Linked DNA regions of Homo sapiens: all the other regions are linked to region 3. A link is a loop called in an ENCODE intact Hi-C map of the cell type or tissue named here. Cell type or tissue: psoas muscle. All regions are shown on one strand. Region 1 overlaps GRB10 (growth factor receptor bound protein 10). Region 2 overlaps GRB10 (growth factor receptor bound protein 10). Region 3 overlaps DDC (dopa decarboxylase). Region 4 overlaps GRB10 (growth factor receptor bound protein 10). Region 5 overlaps GRB10 (growth factor receptor bound protein 10).

Region 1 (5,000 bases), 210 kb after region 3:
CCTTCTCTCCTCCCCACCCCCTCCGGTAGGCCGCACACAGCCACAGCTGCATAGCACGACCCCACTGGCCTGGACTCAGCTGACTGAATCACAGGTGTCTCCCAGGATCAGGACTCTCCCTTCCCTGGGATTCCAGAAGTGAAACAAGAGACAGAAACAGAGCAGCACCCAACACTGACACTGGTTCCAGCCCAGAAAGGTTAAGTAGGGGCTGACACTGTGGCAGGGGTTTGTGTGTGGCTGCTACTACAACACATGCCTGAGGGCTTCGGGTGCCCACCCATCCTCTCGATTGGCCAGAGTGCAGAAGGAAGCCCATCTTCACAGAGGAAGGCATGGGGCAGATGCAGAGAGAGAAGCCACAATGGCACAGAGAGTAAGTGAGAGAGAGAGCGGCGGAAAACGCACTGTAGAAAGGGAGGAATGAGCACGCAGAGACAGTGATGGTTGGTTTTATGTGCCAACTTGGCTGGGCCATGGTGCCAGGTTTTAGCTAAACACTAGACTAGATGCTGTGAAAGTATTTTTTAGATGTAATTAACATTTAAACCACAGACTTTGAGTAAAGCAGATTGTTCTCTCTCATGTGAGAGTGCCTCAGCCCATCACCTGAAGACCTGAATAGAAGAAAAAGACCGGCCTCCAAGGGGAAAGATGGAATTCTGCCTCCAGACCTGAGCTGCAACCCTTCCCTGGATGTCCAGCCTGCCAGCCTGCCCTGCAGATTTTGGACTTGCTAGCCTCCACAGTGTCATGAGCCAATTCCTAAAACACATGTGTCTCTCTCTGTATACAGCCTATTTAATGGGTCTGTTTCTCCAGAGAAACAGAGACCTAGGGCTACAACCCAGCACATGGAGATGGGGAGGGGTTGGGGTGGGACGGGGAAAGGGAGCCAGGAGCTAGGGCTGTGCAGCTTCCGGTGCTTCCTAAGGCCTGGCTGCACTCCTGCTCAGGGAAGATTGGTAAAACATTCTTGCATCCATACAATAATTTTGTTGTTGTTGTGCTTAAGCTAATTTGAGTGAGTTTTGTACGTGTAACCCAATACATTCTAATAATATTGACTCCTTTCTTCTGCATTTTTAGATTTTTCGCTTTTTGACATCATGGCAAATAATGATGGAAGCTCACATAATTCGTCCTCTCTTCTGCTCCCAGAATAGCTGCAAGTTACACCCACTTAACACACAGGGTCACAGACAGCAAGACCCTCTTCCTACCAAAGGCTACATTGGTAGGAAGGAAAGCAGAGACCGGCACTTGCAAACTTGCTCACCCTGCCCTGCTCCTAGTAGCTCTGGGCCCAGGGCCCAGGACGTGGGCTTCCTATTTCTTAAGAGTCCTCAACTCTAACATGAGCTTAGCAATAGTGTCCACCCCACCGGGGGGGGGGGGGGGTTGTAAGGACTAGGTTAGTTATTATCTGCTTTATAACACAGCTTGGCACACAGTAAACAGGAAGATGTTATTTATTAGCCCTATTTCATCTATTTCTTACAAAATAACAAAAAGTGATCGTTATTAACCTGGCTTAACAGCTGAGGAAATAGGCCTGGAAGAATTAAATCACCTGCCCAAGGTCACATAAGCGGTATTGAAAATAAGCTTTGCATCCCTCATTCTCTCCTACCAGGTGTGTGCTCCTCACAGAAGCTTCAGAGGGGCACTCTGCCCTCTGGTTAGGAAGGCCTTTGTTTTAAAGGGCTCCCCTCATCTCTCAAGGCTAAAGGGCATAACAAGACAAGACATAAGGAAACAAAACAACAACAATGAGGGAGGGAAGTCCTGGGCAACCACGGTAGTGCAGAGGGGGTATGGAGTGGGCAGGGTCACCCCCGGGGGTAGTGCTTGGGCTTCTGGAGTGGGTGGGACAGTAGGAGCAGGGTTTAGCCAGATCACGCTCAAGATCCTGGTGAAGACAGACAGATAGAAGGGAGGGGTGAGGACAGAAGGGAGGCTGCTGAAATGGCAGCGATGAGATCACTGAGGCCTGGCCAGCACAGCCCTTGCTGGAAGAACAGAGGCCACATTCAAACCAGGGCCAGGGGAGAGGGCAGGGGCTGGGGAGCATCAGGCTGGAAGAGGAAGGTTGCCTTAGAAAAACAGGGGTCAGATGGATCCGAAGATGCGGACTGGGTGAAATCAGCAGCTGAGACGCAGCAAGCAGGGCCCTGTGTGCCCAGGATCTGTGTGGAAGGAGGGAAGAAGAGAGATGTTGCCATGGTTCAGGTTGTGAGTGGTCAAATATTAATCCTGGCCAGATATTAAAAGGACAAAGTGCTGAATCAATAATTAATAATTACTGCATAATCAATAATTAATCACAAGGAAGAACACTCAGAGTCAGCAGGCGAACTCTTGCTCATAGCTGGGGTGAGGTGGGGTGGGGAAGAGTTGGTTGGCAAAAAATCAGGACCCCTGGAGGGGCAGGCATGTACCTGCCTGAGCTACCCGAGGCCCAGAAGGCTTGTGGCCTCAGGGAGAGGAGAGCCTCACTGCCAACTGCTGGAGCGAAAATTGCAGTCCAGAGAACTCTGCCTGCCAAAGACAAGACCTCAGTTCTGTATTTATTGAGACTGCTGCATCCATCTTGAGGAAAAGTTATAGTGGAGACCACGAATCTGGGGCTTCAGGAAAGTTCTAGAACGTATGCATCACGCACCCACTCATCTCCTACACTCCTATTTAGCTGACAGGGAATAGCTGCTTAATTGAAGCTCTGCAAAACAATTAGCACGAGCGCCACTCTTAACTTACCGTATTAACAGCTCAATATTTCTATCTCAGTGGGCCATCTAAAAGTCAATACTGGCCAAAACACAAAGTTCACTGTTAAGTATAGTCAGTCTTGGGTGATGCAGGTTGGTCTCAATGCCACACACGTGCACACGTGCGAACATGTCCACACACATGCACACACTTGCACACACATACACGTGTGCTGTGGGGCCACTCTGCCAATTCAATGCCAGGCTTTTAATCCTGCTTTGGAAATAAAAACAGTGGTACAGTTCCTACTCTGAGACTGTTCTCTTCTAGGAAAATAACATGTTTTCATTCCCTCTGGGGAATTTTCATGTGCAGTTATTTCTCTCTATGCATTCCTAACAGCCCCTTGGCTGTGCTCCCCAGGCAAGCAGCCCCCGGGGTCTCCTGTCCTTTTCCTGCTAAGCCTTCTGTCAGTCAACCAGATCATTCCTGGGTCATAGCTCTGCAATTAGGTCAAATGCAAAGTAATTCTGTCATTATTCAAAGTAAATATAAGGTAACAGATGCCAAAATATAAACACAACACATATCCTCAAAATGCTTTTACTCTCCTCTGAGGTGGATTATTTGTACAACTATTTTCTACTTTAATACATTCAATCATGAATATTTTCAACAAAGCCAGGTCAATCTGGTAACTCAATAGGTTATAATCTTCATAAACTGAATCCAACCACTCTATCTGGATGTTTCAAACCTTCATACTTTCCAGAGCCATTACAGCAAAAATAAAACTTTTTAGAAATTTTAAATGCCATACTTTAGAAACAACTGTAAAATGTCCTGTGGGGTTCATTAGCATTTTATCTGTTTAGATAATAAAATCAATTATGGTTCTCTGACTTGTAAGCTTCACTAAATTCTAACGAAGAGCGACAGTTAAATCTTCCAAACAGGGGTTTTAAAGGTTTGATTCAAAAGAAGACAATTTTTCATATTCTACACCATTTTTTTTTTAATTACTACATTAAGATACGACTGAAATCACACTGAGTTCTTACAAGCATCCCTATGGCGTTTATTCTGTCAGCTGGTCTACCTCAGTAAGGACTCTGTGTGCCACCTCTGTGGGTGTGGTCAACTGCAAAATTCTTGTCTGGTCCCATGAATCCAAGTGGATCAATAATCACCCATTTGTGAAAGGCCTTCTGCCACGTAACAGAAGTGGGAGAAACAAGTAAACAAATGCTTCTCGCAGTGAATATTCAGATTGTCTATTTAATGTTAACTTGACGCCAAAATATTTTCCATGGGGCTGCCCCACTGGGAGGAATAGTGAAAGGTGAAGAAAAAAATAATTTTATATATAAAATTTCACTTCAGACGGATTTATAAGAATGTATTTTCTGCACAAATATAGGTCAAACAACATGGCTGTCAATCATGTTATTAATAGTTATTTTCCTTCTTTAAATAACCCAGTCCAAAACTGGGTATTAACTTTGCCCCAAATATTTGAGTAGCTTGTCTGATCTCAAATTCACATCTCATCTAGTTTCACTGTCATTAGCAAACTGAGGCTGGCTTAGTTTTAAAATAGATATAAACTCAGCGAAACACATTTGCATCGGGCTTATAAATCATCACGAGTAAATGTCTTCCATGCAGCAGGCTAGGTGTGCTGACTAGGAAAAGGCAAAGAGGACAGAGAAACTCCGGGGACAGAGGATTTAACTTCTAGCACCATCTCACCACCTTCACCAATACATTTCTTAGTTTACAGCACCATCTAGTGTCTTCTTTACATTGTTTAGGGATTAAAGATGACACTGGATTCACTTTACTAAATGATTTGGCAACATAAGGACATGTTATTTGCACCATGTGTTTAGGACGTGTCCATTACGATCCCTTCTTCACAGACCTACACAAGCTTCCATCAGTGTGCGATGCCTTCAGAGCTTTCTCCACTACCCCCTTCCCCCATTTTCATATGGAAGATATACCCTGTTAAGTCATAAACAGCTGGGGTGGGGGTATATCATTAAGTCAAAGCAGATTCAGTCCCTAAGAAACAGATAAATGGCACTTTACATGAAAAGTCTCTAACACATGTGCAAAAGCCAAAGTCCTTACACATTTCTATCTAGAAAAGAAGTGAAGGTCAGGCTGCAAAAGTGTTTTCCACTAGACCATGTTCACTTGGCAAGCAATTTCTGTTAACTTCTAACCAATTAAAACTTTGTGCAAATATAACTTAACCTTCTACTGAAACAGCTTTCTGAACA
Region 2 (5,000 bases), 130 kb after region 3:
TTCATTTAGAAAAGAAAATCACAGGCAGAGATACAAAGTCAACAGGCTCCAAAACAACCCTGAGCTGTCCCCTTTACATTCATGTCAATTAAATACAAAAATAAAAGTCAAATGTCCTTCCGTCCCCGGTTTGCGGGACTTGTTCTCAGGTGGAATTCCCAGCCGCCCAGCGCGAGGCCAGCGAGCTGGGGCCTTAGGAAGTCTGCCGCCACGTGGAGGCGGTTTACATTCTCCAACAATTCACTTCGGCAGGGAAAATACAAAAGACTACGTCAAACCAGCTACATACAAAACTGTGAATCAGAGTCAAGCTTTTGTTCTCCTTTTAAATAAACGCATATTTATAAATATGAAATACTGCAAATACAAGCTGTCTATTGGAGAGAGGCGTGTGAGAGAGAGATTATACACTGATGGGACTGGTCTACGTACACAGAAAAAAGAAATCCTAGAGTTGTTTTTCCTTGAAAAGGGTTTACCTCGAGCCAGTGAAGAGGAAGGAATCGTGGTGTAACTGCAATGTCCGTCCCTACAGTGAAGCCTGCCACCAGGTGTGAACGTGAGAATTATCTTACTGTCAATAGTTTGAAAGACTGACTGGCTGCGAAAGGAAGAAAATGCAATTGAGCACTGATGGTTAAAAACATGTTTTGCTAGAAAATTCTTCATTTGTATACCTTTCATGGAAAACAACTAGAGTGTGGTCTGTAGACTGACATACAGTGTTACTATACGGTAGACTGACTTCCAGCTGACTGGCCTTACTGAAGCTTGTGACACTGCTCTAGGCTACGGGGGTTGACTGAGGAGCAGAGAAATGCTGTTCCTTAGGGAACACTTCAGTGGGGCGGATTTGGGGCAATATCATGGCCAGCACACATTAATAGAAGCCAGGCAGGTGTTGTCTTGAAAAAGGAAATCATTCTGCTCACCACAGTAGTTTGTCGCCTGTCAAAGGAGTCCTTTCTGCTTTACAGGGATCAAAGGTAAGGAAATGGCCACTCTCACACCTGATCACTAAGCTAAGGGGACGTGGCAAAGGGGGCCACCCGAGGGGCGGAGGGGACCAAGTGACAACTCAAGCCACCATCTGACTCATCTCCCGGAGCGGGGACAAAGTGTTGTGTTGACAAAACTCTTCCATGTCCACAACCACTGTGAGGTACTTCTGACCCTAAGCCAGCAGAGGAGGAGCCTCTAGCTGCTCTGTGTTCACTGGCTTATGGGGGTTTTCAGCAGGACGGAGGGCTGCAAGCAAAGATCTTTAAATATCAGCCTGTGCCTGTGGCCCCTGCAGCGTTTCCTTGTCTTTATCACTATGGAAACCCATGAGACACAGCACGAAGACAACCAGGTGCCATTTTCTCTTTAGATCCTTTAATCCCCCGAGGGACATCAGCCGTGAAACGACTCACACCACTGCAGCAGCAGGGGTAAGGCAGTGATCGTTCTAGAACAGGCTGAAGGCTGTGGAAACGCAAGGCTGAAGTACCCAGGTGGATTATGCAGCATCCACCGCTGGCCGATGACGGGTGCCAGGTGTGTCTCAAGGAGGCTGGCCCACGTCAATCTAGAGGCGAGGCCATTCAGCCTGCTGTTTGTGGAACAGTGAATTTTCCAAAGGAATAAAGTCTCCTGCACTGTGCAGAACAAGACACACTAATAACAAGAGGATCTGACATCTGAGCATAGAGAAATGATTAACAGACTGTGGTTGCTTGACTGAGTCCACAAAATATGCCAAATGCCTACCACAGTGACACCTTTTATTTTAACAAGAAAGCTTTTCAAGTATACTGGGAAGGGCTGGGTTTGTCATTTGGGAGCTGAATCCACACCGTGGTAGTCGGCAGAGGGTGTGGAGGACCCTCTGGGAACATTTGGGGACCCATATTCAGTTTGAAATCTGCCCATTCAAAACTCTTTCTGTATTATATGAGTTGAAACGCCACATCCCCCTCCTACAATAGGCTGAATACAATATTGAAAACAAAGAAGGAGTGCAAAAAAGTGATCAATACAAAAAAAGTAAACATATCAGTTTTAATTGTCAAGATTATTCCAGGGCAAGAGTTCATTTCCAATCACTTCTCTCCGGTTCTTGTTCCTAAGCGGCCCAAGCCAAGATGATCATTCCAGTTTATTTTCAACTTTCCGCTGGATCTTCCATGCCCTCCCCAATTTGGCCGATGCAGAGGGAGGCGACCCTGCTGGGTTCACAGCAGCAAATCGTCGTTTAAGTCCAACAAACTAGTCAATCTTGGTCGGCTGGCACCGAACAAACCCATCTCGCTCTGGGTCCCCAGGTGCAGAATCGATGTGTGTTCTTCACCAACGCACAGACCGCTTCTTCACTCCAGTGTTCACTTCCTCCAGTCTTCAGCCGAGAGGACATCTGCGGTCATAAGGCCACTCGGATGCAGTGGTGCTTGAGTTTGCAAGGCAGGACTCCTTTGTTCAGCTGGTAAAAGTCAACCAGCTGGATCAGGTCAGAGAATTTGGTGTTCCCGTCATCTAGGCTGAAGAACGTCTGCCCGTCGTCCTCGCACTGGAGAGACACAAGAACACTTGCCAGGTTAGAGGCTGCCACCTCAGGGAACAGAACGGGGCCCACGGCCAGCAGCAGCTACATCTGCCCATGATTTGATTCCAGAGGGACACACAGGGCAAGGTAGGCTAGAAAACACCAGGGGCGGGAAAGACGGGAGCAGAGGATGTGTGCTGGGGGCTGCCATGTCCCTGAGCGAGGGACAGACTTTGGGTGGGCTGCGGAGGCTGCTGAGGACAGCTAGCTCCCCTGCTCCCTAAGGTGGTCAAGGGGAAGGGCTCGAAGTTGCCCCCAGTTCACCCAGCTCATGAGAATTACATTTACCAGTTAACTTGTAAGTACCCACTGCACACAGCATGCCCCGAGAAGACTGCACAAACCTGGGTCCTCACTATACGACCTCAGCCAACTCCTGAGGCCCCAGGGGTTTACTCTGCTCCATGATGAAGCAACTGTTGGGTGGCTATGAGGGATTAATAAGCTCACGCAGGTAAATTCCGTTCCTAGGTCCCTGAATATGGGGCAGTTATTTTTATTAAAGCAGGGGAATGCCACAGTATCTCCCAGAGAGAATCATATTCCTAACACCTATTTTAACTCAGTGAGTTTTCAGTTGGATGACTGTAGTACAGTGCAAAACACTGCTGAAAGGAGGTCGTGTTGTTCACAGGGAATAGGTCAGCCTTAAGGCTTGGCTAATTAATGAGCTTGGAACCACTTCGTAACTCTAAAACCATTGCTAGAGCTAACAGCACATCCCACAGCCAGTTTTCACACACAGAGGCTGCACACCTAATGCCCTAAGTCCCAAGTTGCTGTTCTTTTGTTACTTGTAGGATTTGGGCATTACACACTCTGCCTACCACGAAAGCCCCCTTTCTTTCTTTTTTTTTTTTAATTTACTCATCCAGCCTAAAATGTCAATCACTTTTCATTTTATATTTTGAGCTAAAAGAATTATAACTGTGTGAATAATATAATGCAGTAGAAGAACAAAAAGGATTGTCTATGCAGCACTTTCCCTAGGACAGTAATTCCTGTATTTGCATATAAGGTTGGCTGGAAGCTGGGAAGGCTGGGCTCAACCCCAGATTCTGTTCCTCACCCCAGTGCGGTGCAGGAAAAGCCACTGACAGCCATGAGCCTCATTTTCCTCACGAGTAAGGTGGGGATGTCAGCACACAGCAGGAAGCAAGCAGCCACAGAAAAGACAGTGCGTGGCACACTGCCTTCCCCTGGCTCACAAAAGCTAAGCAAGACACCCTCCTCATCCTGTATGGTCCATGGCTGCCAGTCACTACACGATTCTTGAGATCATAACAAAGTCCTGGGGGTCAGATAAGCCTGAAGAACTCCAGGTTCAACTGTGTAAAACAGGTGAGTTTAGTTAATTTAAGCCTTCTCAGAGCTTTTTCTTTGCTGACATGCAGATTGAATCTCTGAGAGGAAACTGTCCAGCCAGCCTCTTTTGGTAGAGTTTGGGTTCCACAGGATGCATTTCACAAACATTATCATTACCTGCAGAATTTATCAATTCAGCATGTAAACAGCTGCTATTAATTTTGTGTATTGTATTCTCAACTAAACTGAATTCTTGTAGGCGCTGATCTAGCACTCTAATCATGAACTAGAATTGAACTGTGGCATACTGAAGTGAGAGGTAAACATCAGGCGAATCAAACATAAAGTGCTTTGTCAAAAAAAGTAGTGTTGATTAATGTATTCTGTAATGAAGTTTTTGGAATTGTTCAAAGGGAGAATGGTCTTTAGATCCAAGGACCATGTGGAAGGAGAAACAAAATTACTCTTTGGGAGGCCACTTAACGCTTCTTGGATAGCCCTGGTGTACACCAGGACAAATTACAAGACTCCTCAGACTCCAGCAGCCAACAGGCAATCCTGCTGCACAACTCCTGCCTTCCAGACCCACGTGCTCACAGCTGCTGCGACCTCAGCTAATTCTCCTCCACCTCCCCTTCCTGTGACCTTGATCCTTCCCATCAGTACCCTTTCAGCTGTGGGCCCTCAGCTAATTCTCCTCCACCTCCCCTTCCTGCGACCTTGATCCTCCCCATCAGTACCCTTTCTGCTGCAACCAAGAGCTCACAGGCTCAAGGGGGGCCTCAACACCCTATCACCACTTTCAGGATTATTTCCAGGGAAATGTTTTTCTAATTTCAAAAGACAAACCTGTAAAGAAATTCTTGAAAGTTTCTTAACTGCAGCCTTGAAACTGTCTGATACTTACCGGTCTTGTCGGTTTATAACTTGAAAATTGCATTAAGAATGAAACCAGAAAACAAACCACAAGGACTGGTCTGAGAACATCAATACTTACAGGTAAGATCTGGAAATTTTTAATTTTCTGGTGATGACACAGTGTGAGTACAAATGCCTTTGGATTACTCTGGCTGTCACGGAGGAGAAAAAGCCTGGGGAAGGGAAAATAGTT
Region 3 (5,000 bases):
AGGCTGGAGCGCAGTAGCACAATCTCAGCTCACTGCAACCTCCGCCTCCCAGGTTCAATGTGGTTCTCCTGCCTCAGCCTCCCGAGTAGCTGGGATTACAAGCATGTGCCACCACTCCTGACTAATTTTTGTATTTGTAGTAGAGACGAGGTTTCACCATGTTGGTCAGGCTGTTCTCGAACTCCTGACCTCAAGTGATCTGGCCTCCTCGGCCTCCCAAAATGCTGGGATTACAGGCGTGAGCCACCACGCCCAGCCCAAATGTTAACTTTAAATGAACAAAGTGAATTATATCTCAATAGAACTGTTAAAAAAATAGAATATAAAAGTCCTAGAAGAAAACTGTCAACAAAAACAAGAATGAAAACAACTGCTTGACAGCAGATGAGTCTAATAAGCACGATGCCAACACTAAGGTTGGTTGACTGGACACATCCTGGACATGGATGGACTGAGGCTCCTCCCACAAACATCCAGAGCGTGTCTTGCCCTCTCGGTCCTCTGTGCACCTCCCAGGTCTCATCACTTTGTGCTCTTCCAAGGGCTCAAGTCTCCTCTCCTGCTCTGCTACCTGCAGGCTTTCCCACGGCTGCAGCTCCTCCTCGCCTCAGAGCTCCAAGAGTCAGGTGAGGCAAAAGGACATAGTAGGTGGAGTGGCAGTGCCACACTCTGACTGGCAGCCCCTTGACAATGACACTGACCCCAGCCTGCTCCTTCTCCTGAGTGCTGTCTTTAATTTGAACAAGGAAGCCTCCTGGAAAGGCTTGAAATGATTGTGAATTAAAAGCTACCTCAGCCGGGCGCAGTGGCTCACGCCTGTAATCCCAGCACTTTGAGAGGCTGAGGCGGGTGGATCACGAGGTCAGAAGTTCGAGACCAGCCTGACCAACATGGTGAAACCCCATCTCTAAAAATACAAAAATTAGCTGGGCGTGGTGGCGCACACCTGTAATCCCAGCTACTCAAAAGGCTGAAGCAGGAGAATCACTTGAACCCGGGAGGCAGAGGTTGCAGTGAGCCGAGATTACACCACTGCACTCCAGCCTGGGCAACAGAGTGGGAGACTCTGTCTCCAAAAAGAAAAAAAAAAAAAAAAAAAAAAAACCTTATAAACCAAACAGAGCATTTGGTCTCACCTGGCTCTGTGTACACAAGGGAGATTACCAAGGGGCATGTGTGCAGTGCATCTTAGAGCCTTTTTGAGAACTGTATCATGATTCTCAGTAGAGATGGCTTATGCCCCAACCCGTGTGGGCCAGCCTGCCCTCACCTGGTGAATGCACAGCATCAGGCAGCAAAATAACAGCACGCCACAACACAGTGTCAAACAGACTCCTGTGTGGGCATCTTGTAAAGGTGCGCAGCCAGCAGCTCTAGGGTGGGGCCCAAGACTGGCTTTTCTAAGGAGCTCCCAGACAATGCTGATGATGCTGATGCTGTTGATCCACAGAAGACACTCAGATTAGTGAGGCTATGGACAGGCCGCTGTCCTCCAAGGAGGGCCAGTGGCAGAGGTGTGGGATGGAGCCTTGAGGAAGGAAAAATGGTAAAGATTCTGCGGCCAATAAGCTATGTAAGTTAGAAGTCTCATGGCAGGCTTGAGGAAGCGGGAACAGCCGCTGTGCGTGGAAACAAGGCTGTGTAGCATGGGGCAGGGCAGGCCGGTGGGCCAAAGAATGCAGGCTTTGCTCTGCCATCTCTGGAGAGCCAGTGCCAGTGTTTGAGCATGGAGGTAATGAACAACACTTTCCCCTCTGTCACATTCACAGAAAATGAAGAATGGAATAGATGTAGACAAACCTTTAGCCGAAAGCAGACAAGCCCCAGAATGACTTCCACACAGATTTCAAAGCGGGGATCCTGGCGCACCAGTGACTCAAACTCATGGGACAGCTGGACATGCTTCAAAGAGGAAAGGGAAAATCTGTTTTTCTCATGGCCATTTAATTCAGAACTTAACTACCTAGAAAACCTTATTAGACTGCCCATGTATAATTCATTTAGACGCTCTTGGCAATTTTCCTCAAGTGCTTTTACCGTTCACTGACCAGCTGTTTCCAGGCAGGCTAAGAAACTCATTCCCTACATTAGCACAGGTCTAGTGTCCTCAGAACACCAATTGTCATTTTCTTCTGTTCATGGGACTATTCTTATCCCACCCAAACTGTCTTTTATAATGTTAGAATAAACACCGTGAGGAGGTATTTGATCATTCTGGAAGAGACAATGGCTAATGCCCATCGAGTTGCTCCTCTGTGCTTGAGGTGCCAGCGCTCACCACTGCGGCATCCTCAGGACAGCCCACAACACAGAAGATATCATGATTATCCCCATTTTGGAGATAAGAAAACAGGCTGGGAGAGGGTGAGCGACATGCCCAAGGTGCACCCGGAGGCCTTGGCTGAGCTAGGATTCTAAGGCAGCCTGATGGAGCTGCAGCTCTGTGGCTGCCACAGCTGTTGCTCCTCCTCCGCGTTTGCCACCTAGAGCTGGGCATCCTGTCCGCTCTGTCACATTCAGAAACGGCCTTCCTCTCATTGAATATCACACTGACCTTATTTCACTTCCAAATAGTTATAGAACTCAGAAGCTATTCAGACAGCATGTGATCCTAGGAGAAGGAGCCCTCCGTGGCGTAGGCCCGTGCCTTGCTCATTCTAAGCCCGCGGATACAGCAGGGCCCCCATGTTGCAGGTGCTGGGGAGGACCTGCGGAAACGCGGCGCCTCGCGGGCAGGGGGTGGCTGGGACAAAAACACGTGTCATACGAGTGGTTCCTCGTCATGCCACCAGAGAGCGCCAAAGACCTCGGCCTCATGGGCGATCCCGAAAGCCGGTTCCCGCCCAAGGAGACAGGCTTTGAGCATCGCTGGACTCTGCTCCTAAGGCAGGATTGGGTCCCCTTTAAGAAAGAAGTGGAGTGTGTTTTAAACAGGAGCCAGCATGATCATAACTAGTTGTCCTTGAGCTTAAAGACGTCATCATTGTGGGGAGATAAATCCCTTATTTTTTGGCTTTCTTTCCCCAAAAAAGCTGAATTCGTCTCAAATGGGTAGAGGGGGATTTCCTACCCAGGAATTCATATACATACTCCTTTCCCAGTTCTCGCCCCCAAACAGGTCCTCATAGTGCTCGGCAGCTCCTGGAACTGTCCTCACCGAAGCTTTGGGAGTAGGCAGTTCATGGCACATCCTAGGCATTCTATGAAGCTTGCAGATGGATGTGTTTATATATGCTGTGCCACAGAGGAGGTGGCTGGGGACACCTGCCCCTGCACACCTGGTTGTGAAGTGGCAACAGGACTTAAAATGGAGGGCTGTTACCATCACTAAGGCTGAATATCATAAGTGTGCTTGTTCCCATGAAGCCTGGGGACCTCTGTCCATCAAGATGAGGCCACAGCTTAGGAAGGACACCAGGATCAGAGAGAGCCAGCAGAACAGCAGCAGGCCTTCTGCAGCTGGCTAAACGGGTGGCTCTAGGCAGATCCAGGCTCATATTCAGGACTCAGTTTCCTCATTTTTTTTTTTTTTTTTTTTTTTGGTGAGACGGAGTCTTGCTTTGTCACTCAGGCTTTAGTGCAGTGGCACAATCTCTGCTCATTGCAACCTCTGCCTCCCAGGTTCAAGTGATTCTTCTGCCTCAGCCTCCCGAGTAGCTGGGATTACAGGTGCCTGCCACCATGCCTGGCTAATTTTTTGTATTTTTTTTTTAGTAGAGACAAGGTTTCACTATGTTGGCCAGGCTGGTCTAGAACTCCTGACTTCATGATCTGCCCACCTCGGCCTCCCAAAGTGCCGGGATTACATGCGTGAGCCACCACACCCAGCCAATTGTTATTTTAAAAAAAAAAAAAAAAAAAAAAGCAGGGGAGTGGGGCTTGGAGCTGATAAGTGGTTCTCAAATTTTAGTGCATAGAGAAGGTGTCTGGTTTGCTTGTTAAAACAGAGGTTGCTGGGCCCCACTGCAGGCCGGCACTGCTGGTCTGGAAGCATGTCTGAGAACCACTGGACTAGGGAATATCTATCTTATTCTGGCAATTTTGGGGGAGAAAAACACAGTCCTTATGTTCTCATAATTGCCATTGCTCAATGAACTTCATTCTTGGCTAGATGTGGCTAAAGCACAACCTATGTGATGTTTCTACTGTGACCATCTTCCTGGACCTGATAACCTGCAATCTTAACGAAAGTGACTTAACAGATCTTATAAATAACCTCATCTCAACAACCCAAACTACAGTCTGGTTCTCTTGCCATGTATTTGCTTATTAAGACATTTGAAGGCCAGGTGCAGTGGCTCACACCTGTAATCCCAGCACTTTGAGAGGCTGAGGTGGGTGGATCACCTGAAGCCAGGAGTTCAAGATCAGCCTGACCAACATGGTGAAACCCAATCTCTACTTAAAATACAAAAATTAGCTGGGCATGATGGCGCATGCCTGTAATCCTAGCTACTCAGGAGGCTAAGGCAGGAGATTCGCTTGAACCCAGGAGGCAGAGGTTGCAGTGAGCTGAGATTGTGCCATTGCACTCCAGCCTGGGGGACAAGAGTGAAACTCTGTCTCAAAAAAAAAAAAAGAAAAAAAATTTGAATTTATTTCTAAAGTCCCGAAAGACCTCCGCAATTTTACCGTGATAAATAATAAAAACAAAGTCACCTTGCGGATATAAGCCTGCAGTCCTTTGACTCCATACATCCTAAATACAAACCACATTTTCAAAGAGCGAAATCTTCTGCCCAGTGGTATCTGCCAATGCTGAAATGAAACATGAAACAGACCATCAGTGAGGAAGATATTAAAAGCTGGCTTCCTTTTCGGCTCACCGGCTCGCCTATTTCTCTTGGAGGCAGCCGATTCCCTGGTGGCCAACCTGCTCCCATTGCCATGGCCTGTCTTGGATGGCAGGGCCCTCGGTGATGTGGGCAGAGGCTTTCTTTGCAAATCTCCAAGAGAAAGGAACACAGATGGGGACTGTTGACCTGGGAGCCAGTGATGTT
Region 4 (5,000 bases), 160 kb after region 3:
GATCCTGGCAGGAGAAAGCTGTTAGTGACAATGGAGGAGAAGGCTTCTGTCGTCACACAAATGCGTTTAGCAATTGATAGAGATGGGAAAGAAACCAGCAAGAGTTCTATCCAATTCCTTCAAAAAGCATACCGTCTCTCCAAAGTACAGGGCGCATTAGAAAACAGAGACTTAAGGTGGTGTCAGCTCAAATTTACACTGCATTATTTAGGCTTAAATTGTATAATATTACCTGGAAGGATGCTACTCCAGACCTAGAGGTTTAAATTAAGTATTCCAGACCTAGAGGTTTAAATTCAATGTATTAATCTTTCAAAAAAGGTTCATGAGAAAAATTTAGAACTATGGGAAGTTTCCAATCTGTGTTATTTTTCTCTCCTTCAAGACATGGAACAAATATAGCTGTTGATTTAGAGAAAATTTTGGTTTTGAATATTTTACTATGACTTTGTAAGAACTATATTTATTAGATAAGAATTTAAGCAAAAGTCTGAAAAGCTTTTTTACCTAAAATAAGCCACCTGAACAAAATACCTCAATACGTTCTGTAAAGAGTCAATATCTTCAAATATTCTGTGATACAAAATATTCTCTTACTTTTTAGGCATGACATGGGCACACACATATACACGTGCATGAACACTGTTCAAAGCCTTATTAACCAGCAGGCAGAGATGCCATGTAAGACTCAACTCAAACTTACAGCAAAGTGCTTCATAATTTGCTCCAATTCCCAGCGGACCTCTCTGCACTTTGCTGCCTATAACCATGGCTCCCTTCTTCCCATGAGCTGAGGAGCTGATCTCAGAAGGGCAGCTGCAATCCTGTGCATGGCCAGCTCTCTCCAGAGCACCTCAAGGGCACCTCCCTCCTGTCCCCCGCCCACAGGTGTGCAGCAAGCTCCATGTGGCTCTGACAGCTGGGGAGGCTGGACAAGCCACAGGGAACCTCGCCATGTCTGAGCCCTTGGCAAGTTATTACCTCAACCATCCAAGGCAAGATTCCCAAAGTACTAGGGGAAAGGGGCTGGAGGGAGGAGAGTGAAATTTTAGGAGAAACAGGAGAGTCGAGGGGAACCCAGAGACTGCCTGCTAATTTCGCAGGGGACACTGCGGTCACACATTTGGCATTTGGCAGCAGCAGTCTTCATTCAATTGCACATAAGCATCCCCAGGTGCCAATCCTGTTCTGATGGTTCCCTACCTAATCCTAGGTGCGGGTGGTGCTCCACTAGTGTCCAGCTGTTGTCATCCACACAGTGACTTTTGTAAACCAGCAATTGGCACAGGTCTCTGGCTGTCATGTCTGCTAGAATCTCCACCACTTTGCTTGTCCCATCTTCACTAAAGACTTTAACATCCTGCAACACACAAAGGGGATAGTTACAGATAAACAACTTCGGGCTTTCAAGAAATAAAAACTGAAACAAAAGAAAACAGGTAAAGTAAAAATAGTAGTGCTCCAACACATGGGCAACTGTTTTTCCAGGCAGCCAACAGGTCCCCACCAGCTGCAGGGATGTGACTCTTCCTCCCTATCTCCCCTTTCCCACCTCCTGGGGGCAGAGCAGGTAGGATTACAACATGATACTCTTAAAATGCCCAGGACAACTCATGGGAACATACAGCACACGGCTAAACCACCAAACCTGTCTTAAGAAGTGACAGGATTCACAGGATTCATTTAAAATACGCTGGTGGTCTCCAGGTTGGACATTTTACAGTTGAACCAATTGAAAAAACAAGCAAGCAACAACAAATCCTGTAAATCTCCCTCTTCCCATCATAACCTTTGACGAGTCGACCTGTTCTCCCAGGGCACAGGGTCCAGCAGCGGCACCTACAGCCTTTCCCGCAGCACCTCACCCCTCACAGACACTGAGGCTCAGGGTGGAGTGGAGATGAATTAATACAAAAGAAGGGCATAATAAAAACATAGTCACAAGATTCTTTAGCCCCTAACCCCTACAAAGTTACAAGCAAGCTTCATTTGCCCGGTGCTGTTCAAATCCATGAACACCGAGCAGCTCCAGGCCAAGGGATGGAGAAGTAGAGTCCAGAGGACGGGAGTCTATCCCTTCCAGGCAAGACCCTGCAGCAATGCACCCTTCCCAGAACACGAGGTGTGTTTAACAAATCCTTACCTCGACAGCCCGGAAAAAGCAGTCAGAGGAGCAAGATGGCATTTTAAATTGCGACTGCCTCTTGCAAGGGAGCGTGTTTCCGTCTCTCCCCACTGTCCCAGGCTGGCTGTGTGGAGCCTGCGTGTGCCCTGGGGGGCAGGCTGTCTCCGGGCAGCAGGGAGGCCACCCACCCACCCGCTGGGCTCCCAGGCTGCCTTGCACCGGCTCCCTTAGGGAGTGAATCCAGCCACAGTGATGCAATCACCCCACGGACTTGCTCTCCCACTCCCATACGACAAGACCCGGACTTGGGGGTGAGGACGCCAACCACAACAACCGCAACAACACAACTCTCACACCAACTGGTCAGAAAAACCCCCGCTCAATGCTTTCCCATGGCAGTGAAATCACACACAGGCAGCTGAGAGGCTGAAACACGTGCGTTCTCTGAATCCAGACCCATCTGCCAACCTCCAAATAATCTTTGTCCCGCAACTGATGTGTCAGTGGCAGCTTTGGAGCTGGATCTGCAGGGTGGGTGAGAATGTTAGTTTGTCCTGACAAACTCCCTCCGAGGCTCCCCGCTCTCTCTGGCCCCTTTTCTTGTGTTTGGAAGGGGGTGCTTACTTGCTCTGAACTTTGATTTCTGTGGCCGGCGTGGAGTCTGACAGCAGAGGGAAGGGCTGGGAGGCCCCCACCTTAATCAGGAACTGGGACCACACCATTCTACAGGGACCCTCTTGACCCTCCTACAGCTAGCTACCCTCAGCTGTCACCCGGTGGGCAGGAAGGAGTCAATGTCACTCAAGCCTGAGTGCCCAGGTGGGGGTGGTGGGGGTGGTAGAGGCGGGGCTCAGCGAGAGCGGAAGAGCCCTTCTCTGTGAGGGCAGGTTAGCCTCCCAGCAGACGGGGGACCAGCCAGGGGAGCCTGCACTCTCAGGTAGGGTCACTGCCCCCTGCCTGCCACCTACGGGCCACTTCTCCAACTCAAAGAAATCCCAGGGCTGGGGCTGGATCAGGACCCAGAGACTTGTTTTCAACTCTTATTTATTTTTCAAGAAATCCACCATCTCTTTTCCAGAATTTATGTGTCACTCAATGAAAGTATACTTCCCCCTAACAAGCAAAATATTCAAATACAGCTGACATGGCTGAATAAGTCTACAGAAATACAATTTAAGTGAAGAAAACATGTCTCTGGGTCCTAGGTAGGAATGTTATTAAAATGCATTAACATAAAAGAAAAACAGGAATTTGGAAAATATAACTGAGCTCCAACAATGCTTTATAAATATGCTAACCATCATAGGGAATGTCTTCAGGACCAGTGCATGCCTTCTGCTACCCAAATCAGGGTTCCTAATGCTCTTCTTCCCTGAGTCTCTCAATGAGCTTATCTGCACTGAGGATACATGATCTTCTCTAGGAAAGTGAAATTATGTTGAAGTGTGTGTCTCATCTCTCTCCAAGTCTCTTTGCCACTTTTCTTGTTCAAATCAGCCATGCCAATGGTTTTCTCATTTTTTTTTTCAGCCCTGCTGCATTTTTCTTTAAACTCTCTCCCCAACCCCTGTTGTTCCACAGCCATCCCCCCAAAGGTCTATAAATAGCCCGGGTATTAAAAGCTGAGATGTGCTTGGTCACACGTCCACATCCACTCCTTTTAGATTCCCACAGAGGCTGGGCTGGCGAGACCCTGAGGGGGCAAGGCAGACAGGAGACTGAGTCAGACACAAAGGCAGGCACCTTCCAGCTCCAGCGACAGGCCCCTCTGCCCCTGACACAGCACTCTCTGGTACTTCCAATCTCACCAGGGCCCTCCAACCACACACAAAGCTAAGACCCAGAGACAGAACACCAAGAAAGCCCTGTGTATACCAGCCATCTCAAACCACCCAGTCAACGCGTAGAGCTACTGATGAGAATGTTTGTAAGGAACACAAGAGGTACGAGGGCTCCTATTACAGGGTACTGCCAGCCACTGACCACGGAGTCTTTTAGAGCTGGCAGTTCTAGGAGGAGCATTCTGTACAGCACCAACTGCCCCTTTAGTAACCACCTGAGCACTGCTGGGGGCTCAGGTCTCCTGCGGAGCAGGCCTGGGTTTCCCTGGCCCATCCAGTGTTCAAGCATCTCACACGAGGTGGGCCTAGAAGGTTCTCTCGAGCAGGTCAAGGCCCTTGTCCCGCAGCAACTCACAGTTCAGAGCGGAGATTGTTACCACAGGCAGTTAATTTCCAAGGTATGACTTGTTTAGGGAATATAAGAATCTGGTAACACCAGGAAAGGTGAGAAGCTGAGACCCACAAGTTCTATCTGAGTTCTATCCCGGCTTAGCCTCCTACTGGCTTTGTGACCTCGGATAGGTAATTAGCAATCTAAGACTTGCTTTCCTCATCCAAGCTGTGGGGAACTGCTCTGAGAATCAGTAATGTAAGCAAAACACTGCTTAATCAATGTATGGAAGTTCTACATTAGTTATGACCTATCTTGGCCTGGGGTGGTGGTTCCAAAGAGGAACTTAGAAACAGACTTGGCCATAACCATGCTTCATCAGTAACTAGCTGTGGGAACATGGCTGAGCTATCCAGCCTCTCTGTGCCTCAGTTTCCTCATCTGTAAAATGGAAATCTGTAAGCAGCACCAGCCTCATAGTGTTGCTATGACATGGATTAATGAGATACCCTCTTGAAAAGATCCTGGCCCCTGACACGTGCCCTCCCTGGGACGTGCTTGGATCCACCGTGGATCTGGGAACAAGGCAGGCTCCAGCTGAAGGCCTGTGGACAACCACCGAAGGGTGCAGGGGCAGGACCCTGAAAGCTGCTTCCAACTCAGGATTTCAGTTCTGAGAAAGCAAACCTCATGACCAGTTAAG
Region 5 (5,000 bases), 130 kb after region 3:
GCGCTCCAGCAGCCTAAGGCGGGAGCTGGAAATGACAGCCTTGGAGACGAGGAAGGCTCCAGGGAGGACGGAGAGGAACACCTGCTGAAGAATAAGACGGGCGGCACCAGCCGGGCTGATTTGGGGAACGGAAGGTAACAGAGGTGATGCTTCTATCGCTTTACAGGTCTGGAAAGACGGATGCCTCACCAACTGGGTTTCTGATCCGAGAAAAATTGAAAGACAAACATGGCTGGGGGAAGCAAAACGCTGACACACAATTCAGGTGGCCCAGCAGTGCTGACCTGCAATCCACCCCACCCCAAGGCAGCCCTTTCAATCCAAAGTGGACAGAGTGGGCCTTATCCCAGAATCACTCAGGAAGCTTCTTCAAACATATGACTGCCACACCCGCCCCCAAGGTTCAGAAACATCTTCGCCTCGGGATGATGGGCGTCCTCACTGCCCTGGCCTTGGGGAGGACACTTAGTGGCCACAGCACCAAATAAAGCCTCCTGTGGAAGTGCCAATTCTCCAGCAGAGTGACGCTACCCCGAAGTGAGCCTGCGCTGCCTCCCACACACGGCAAGGGTAACAGAGGTCCCCCTAGAACATTCTGGGCCCACTGTTGATACGGTTCAGGGGTATAAGCAGGTATACACTGTATTAGAAGCCCCAGAACACACAGATACCCCTAACTCAAAAACGTCACAGAAAGAGAAATTTCTGTGTTAGGCTTTTCTCTCCTCAGGCATGCCAGAAACTTTAGAGGAGAAACATACTGTTTTACAGTTAGAGGAGGAGTTGCTTCTAATGCTTTGAGAGACTGCTCTGTGATAAAGCTGACATCTTGAGTAAGGAGTTTTGGAGCAATTGTAAAGCCACATGGGAAACAAAATAAAATCAGACCCATACTCTACCCAGCAGTGAGGATAAATAAACCCAAGTGCATCTGGGATCGAAACAAAACCAAACAAAGACCAAAAATGAACCAACTAAGGACAAAAGAAAGAAAGGGAGAATGCAGAGAGCAGGAAGGAAGGAAAGAGGAGCAGAGGGAAGGAAGGAGAGAGGGGGGAAAAGAATCCAAGTACAAGACAACATGAATGCACCCCTTTATGATTTAGGAGTGGGAAAAACAAAAGTGTCTGCAACTTAACTGATTAGAAAAATGGACAAAAAATGTAAACAGGGTAGAACTGCCAAAAGACAAAGAAGTCCTTCCATACATGAAACGAGGGTCAGCCTCCTTCATGAGAGATGCGGCTGACAGCATGACTCTCAGATGAAGAAGTAAGCCTGCTGAGGGACTCTGGTGATACTTCACAATATTACATAGGCCCTGCCCTTCCACCCCACAGCCCCACTTCTCAGGACTCATGGCAAAGATACATGGCAAAATTATGAAACAATGCAGCACTGTGTCTCATAACATTTGCCTGGAAACATGGTGAACATCCCTCAGTAGGGGACATTTTAAAAAATGATGTTCCATGTACATAAAAGAAAACCCAAGAGTGGAAAAGAAATGTGGGCCATCGCGATGCGCTGCTGTGGAGCGATCCTTGGGATGCAGAGACTGCGGGAACTGCGCAGCGCAGTACTTGCAGCACGCTACATTTGCTTAACGAGAGGCAGAAAACAAAATCTTTTCACTCGTATTTGTACAATGAAATGACAGAAGGATAAACAAACACTAATAAAAGCTGTTTATCTGGTGTAGGGGTTGGGAGGCAGAGTTGAGAGGACAGGGCATGTGCCTTATTTCATAGATCTGACTTTGGAACCATGAAAATGTTTTATGCAATTTACAAAGCAGCATTCAACCAAAAAGAAAATAAATCAGATCCACTTGCAAACACTAAAGAGAAACTGAAACAAACAAACCTGATTTACCCAGCAGTTTGGTGACAGAACCATAGAGAAGAATTACTTTAAGTGACTTTGGGCAAGGTATTTTAAGGTAACCTGCCTGGATTAATCCTTAAGGATTAAAAGGACTGTAAAGAAATCGCAATTCAGGTGTCTTACTGAATAAATATCAGCATTAATATTTTCAAGATATTACAGGTATGTATTTTGTATTATGTAATATAAAGTAATAAGTAATTAAGTTAATGCCATTAACAGAGATCATCAGAGGAAAAAAAAAACAACAAAATCAAAGAAGTAAAAAATCCTGTAATCTCAAATTTGAATTAGCAATATCAACGTGAACCCAACATTTATTTTTTGTTTTAAAAAAGCCCATGTCCTAGCTCTGTTTACTAAAAAGATCTAAAGATTGTAGTCTCCAAATACCATTTTGCATTAGAATGAATCAGGGTCCCTGTGAGAAATGCATCATTTGAGTCTAATACATCTTGTCACCCCAAAATCAAATACCATTAATGCTAGCTCAAAAGAACTCAGGAAGCAACTTGAAGGAACCATTGGCCAATGAGGGGCAAAGTGAGCGTCGAGAAGAGGTTTTGACTGAAATAAATCAAACACAAAAATCTAAGTTCACAGTGACAGTTTAAACAAAATCCAAACTAACAACAAAAACACCCCTTGTTTGCCTCTAGTGGAAGGTGGGAGAACACAAACTCGTTCTAAAAATTGACAAGTAAAGGGGAAAACCAGGCATTTACCTACTTTTTCCAGGAAATATCTAATGCAAGAAAGAACTTCAGCTCATATAGGAAGGAATTAGAAAATGATGATTTTGGAACACCTAATGAAATACTGAACCTGGGCAAGTTCACCAAGGGCTGCTAAAACCATGTGGTGGACGGGGACGGTAGCCTTGGTGGGGAGGTTCCAGCTGGCTGCACTTGAACCCCTGCTCACCCGACACCACTAAACAGCAACCAGGCTTCAGGCCTCCTCCACTCCAGGCAGCAGAGCACCCAGTACCTGCCCTGCAGACACCAGGCAGAAGAAATGCATCTGATCACACCATGACCACCACTCCCCAGGAATCAGGGAGACAGAGGAACTTATTAAAATAAACCACAAACATGCTATTAGCAAATGACCCACTTCTTTAACAAACAAAAGATGTTTAAAAAAATAGAAGAAAAACAGAGTGATGAGAAAGACTATTTTATATCCAAGGAGACAGAAGTATATGGTATAGCATCTAAATGCCATTTGTGGGTCCTACCTTAAATAACCTCAACTTAATTTAAAGGAGTTTTTTTGGTGACAACTGGGGAAATCTGAACATGGATTAGCTTTTAGATGATAGTAAGAAATTCTTATTTATTTAGTTAAGTGTAATAACATTGCAGTTATATCAAAACAAAAGGGTCCTTATTTTTTTAGAGACAGGCATTGAGATGTATTTGCTGGCAAAAATTTAGGATATCTGAAATTTCCTTTAAAATAGAAGAGGAGGAAGAGGAGGAGAAAAGGGAAAAGAGAGATGAAGAGGAGGAGGAGGAGAATGTAGGAAAGGGAAGAGGTGAAGTAAGCAGGTTGAAGCTGCGTGATGGGTAAGTGGGGTTTCATTATACACTTATGTAAATGTGAAAATTTCCGTAATAAAACTTTTTGTAAAACGAAGGACACAAGAATCATTCTTTGAGTTTAGCAGCTTCCAGGAACCTGTATTTTGAGTATTCAGACCCCGTATGGGACAGCTCCCACATGGATGTAACTACTTCCTCAGGGAGGATGATCAGCCTGTGTCTCTTTCTGGAAGACTGCTGGCTCCGCAGTGTCGGCCTTCTGTGGTAACTGCATCCCATGTCCCTGTCCCTATATCCACACTGTGGCTGGCTCCTTCCCAGGGTCATTCAAGTGTGGTCTTGGGATTTGCTTTGGTCAACGGGATGGTGGCAAATGTGATGGTACGAGAATCTTGAGAAGTCTCGTGCATGTGTAGTGGGGTTTAACCTCTCTTGCTATGCCTGGGAGCCTCAAGTAATCTGCTGCAGACACATGCCCAGTCACTAATTGCCACGGCAACAGCTCACAGCAACAACCAAACACGAGTGAACCTATCCTGGACTGTCCAGCCCCAGCCAAGCTGGCCCAGGTGAGAAAGGCCACTCAACCAACAATGATACGTAATTTATTTTTGTTGTTTTAAGCCACTAAGGTTTGGGGCTATTTGTTCTCAGCAAAACCAACCTCATGTAGTACACAATCAAAAAGCGTAGGCAAAAGCATTTTTTTTCCATCTGCCCACTACCTTATGAAGATAAAACAACTTGTGTTGTCCATCTCTTCAGATTTCATACAGAGGTGAAGGATAATTACAGATACACTCTGGGCAGACATGGATTAGATCCCTTTCTGCCCCTTACTAGCTGGGCAAGCCCTGCGTACCACTTATACCTCTAGCCTACCTTTTCTCCTCTTTAAAATGAGGACAAAACTGCTGCCTGTCCAGCAAGGATGTCTGAGGAATTAAACAGAACAGATCCCCAGCACAATAAAACCTTAGCAGATGACAGCTCTTATCAGTGGTGGTTCCTTACCCATCCACGAGCCCTTGCTGTTTAATGATCCTGTGGGATTCCTCCCTGGAGATCCTCCCGTGAAACCAGTGCTGTGTCCTGTGAATCACTGTGGGGGGAAGACAGGAGGAGGGTAGGATGGTGGTGCCTCTGCAGAATGGCTTCCCTGACAGCACAACCAACTCTGATCAACTCAGAGCCCCTGACTCCCCCAGCTACAGCTTGTGTGGTGCACTCTGGCCACAGGCAAATTCGTAAGGCTGAGGGGGAGTGGAGGGGGGTGCTGTTTGATTTTCTTTATGTACAAAAACATCAGGCAATGTGCCCTGTTTACCTGTACTTAGGGTAGAAGGGTGGAGGGGACTTTGGCTACCTAGGATGTTCATCCGTGTGCTTCGCTTCTGCAAAAGAAATCCCACATTAGCACCGAGGACAGCAGACAGACACACCAAGTCACCCAATATGTCCAAGCTCATGGCAGGCCACTGGGTGGGGTGCCTGACTGGGCTCACAAGGGACCTTGCCCCATCTGAAGACCCCACTGACCCCTGAGAACAAAGAGCTCAGGGTTCC

Evidence for each region. Hi-C counts contacts between places; a loop is a spot of excess contacts. Peaks named below come from ENCODE experiments on the same cell type or tissue, not always from the same donor. Only the 100,000 strongest peaks of a DNase experiment are listed, where the experiment ranks them.
Region 1: a loop joins it to region 3, with 7 times the contacts of the local background. A loop is called at or near these places in 93 of 110 quality-filtered maps.
Region 2: it touches region 3 in a loop (5-fold over the local background); 37 of 110 quality-filtered maps call a loop at or near these places.
Region 4: it touches region 3 in a loop (7-fold over the local background); 34 of 110 quality-filtered maps call a loop at or near these places.
Region 5: it touches region 3 in a loop (2.8-fold over the local background); 42 of 110 quality-filtered maps call a loop at or near these places.

What each region holds. Positions count from the first base shown.
Region 1 is chr7:50,674,950-50,679,949 of GRCh38, forward strand. The region is part of intron 5 of GRB10 (growth factor receptor bound protein 10); the gene reads right to left. Among named protein-coding and RNA genes, the nearest start is that of GRB10, 110 kb to the right of the region's middle. In psoas muscle, a CTCF peak has its summit at 4,514 (motif pointing left); no DNase peak of the experiment used is centred here; H3K27ac peaks cover 5,000 bases.
Region 2 is chr7:50,590,551-50,595,550 of GRCh38, forward strand. GRB10 (growth factor receptor bound protein 10) reads right to left here. Exons shown (of 19, transcript NM_001350814.2): 18 at 4,887-4,980; 19 at 1-2,548. The coding sequence ends at 2,402. Among named protein-coding and RNA genes, the nearest start is that of DDC, 28 kb to the left of the region's middle. In psoas muscle, no CTCF peak of the experiment used is centred here; a DNase peak (open chromatin) is centred at 2,609; H3K27ac peaks cover 1,351 bases.
Region 3 is chr7:50,465,414-50,470,413 of GRCh38, forward strand. It overlaps DDC (dopa decarboxylase), which reads right to left. Exons shown (of 15, transcript NM_001082971.2): 12 at 4,660-4,758; 13 at 1,801-1,902. Among named protein-coding and RNA genes, the nearest start is that of FIGNL1, 18 kb to the left of the region's middle. In psoas muscle, a CTCF peak has its summit at 2,786 (motif pointing right); a DNase peak (open chromatin) is centred at 2,788; H3K4me3 peaks cover 632 bases; H3K27ac peaks cover 762 bases.
Region 4 is chr7:50,625,619-50,630,618 of GRCh38, forward strand. GRB10 (growth factor receptor bound protein 10) reads right to left here. Exons shown (of 19, transcript NM_001350814.2): 8 at 1,204-1,360. Among named protein-coding and RNA genes, the nearest start is that of DDC, 63 kb to the left of the region's middle. In psoas muscle, a CTCF peak has its summit at 3,012; DNase peaks (open chromatin) are centred at 2,583 and 3,033; H3K4me3 peaks cover 1,767 bases; H3K27ac peaks cover 4,177 bases.
Region 5 is chr7:50,599,550-50,604,549 of GRCh38, forward strand. GRB10 (growth factor receptor bound protein 10) reads right to left here. Exons shown (of 19, transcript NM_001350814.2): 16 at 4,762-4,828; 17 at 4,449-4,536. Among named protein-coding and RNA genes, the nearest start is that of DDC, 37 kb to the left of the region's middle. RefSeq lists an enhancer at 1,792-1,961. In psoas muscle, no CTCF peak of the experiment used is centred here; no DNase peak of the experiment used is centred here.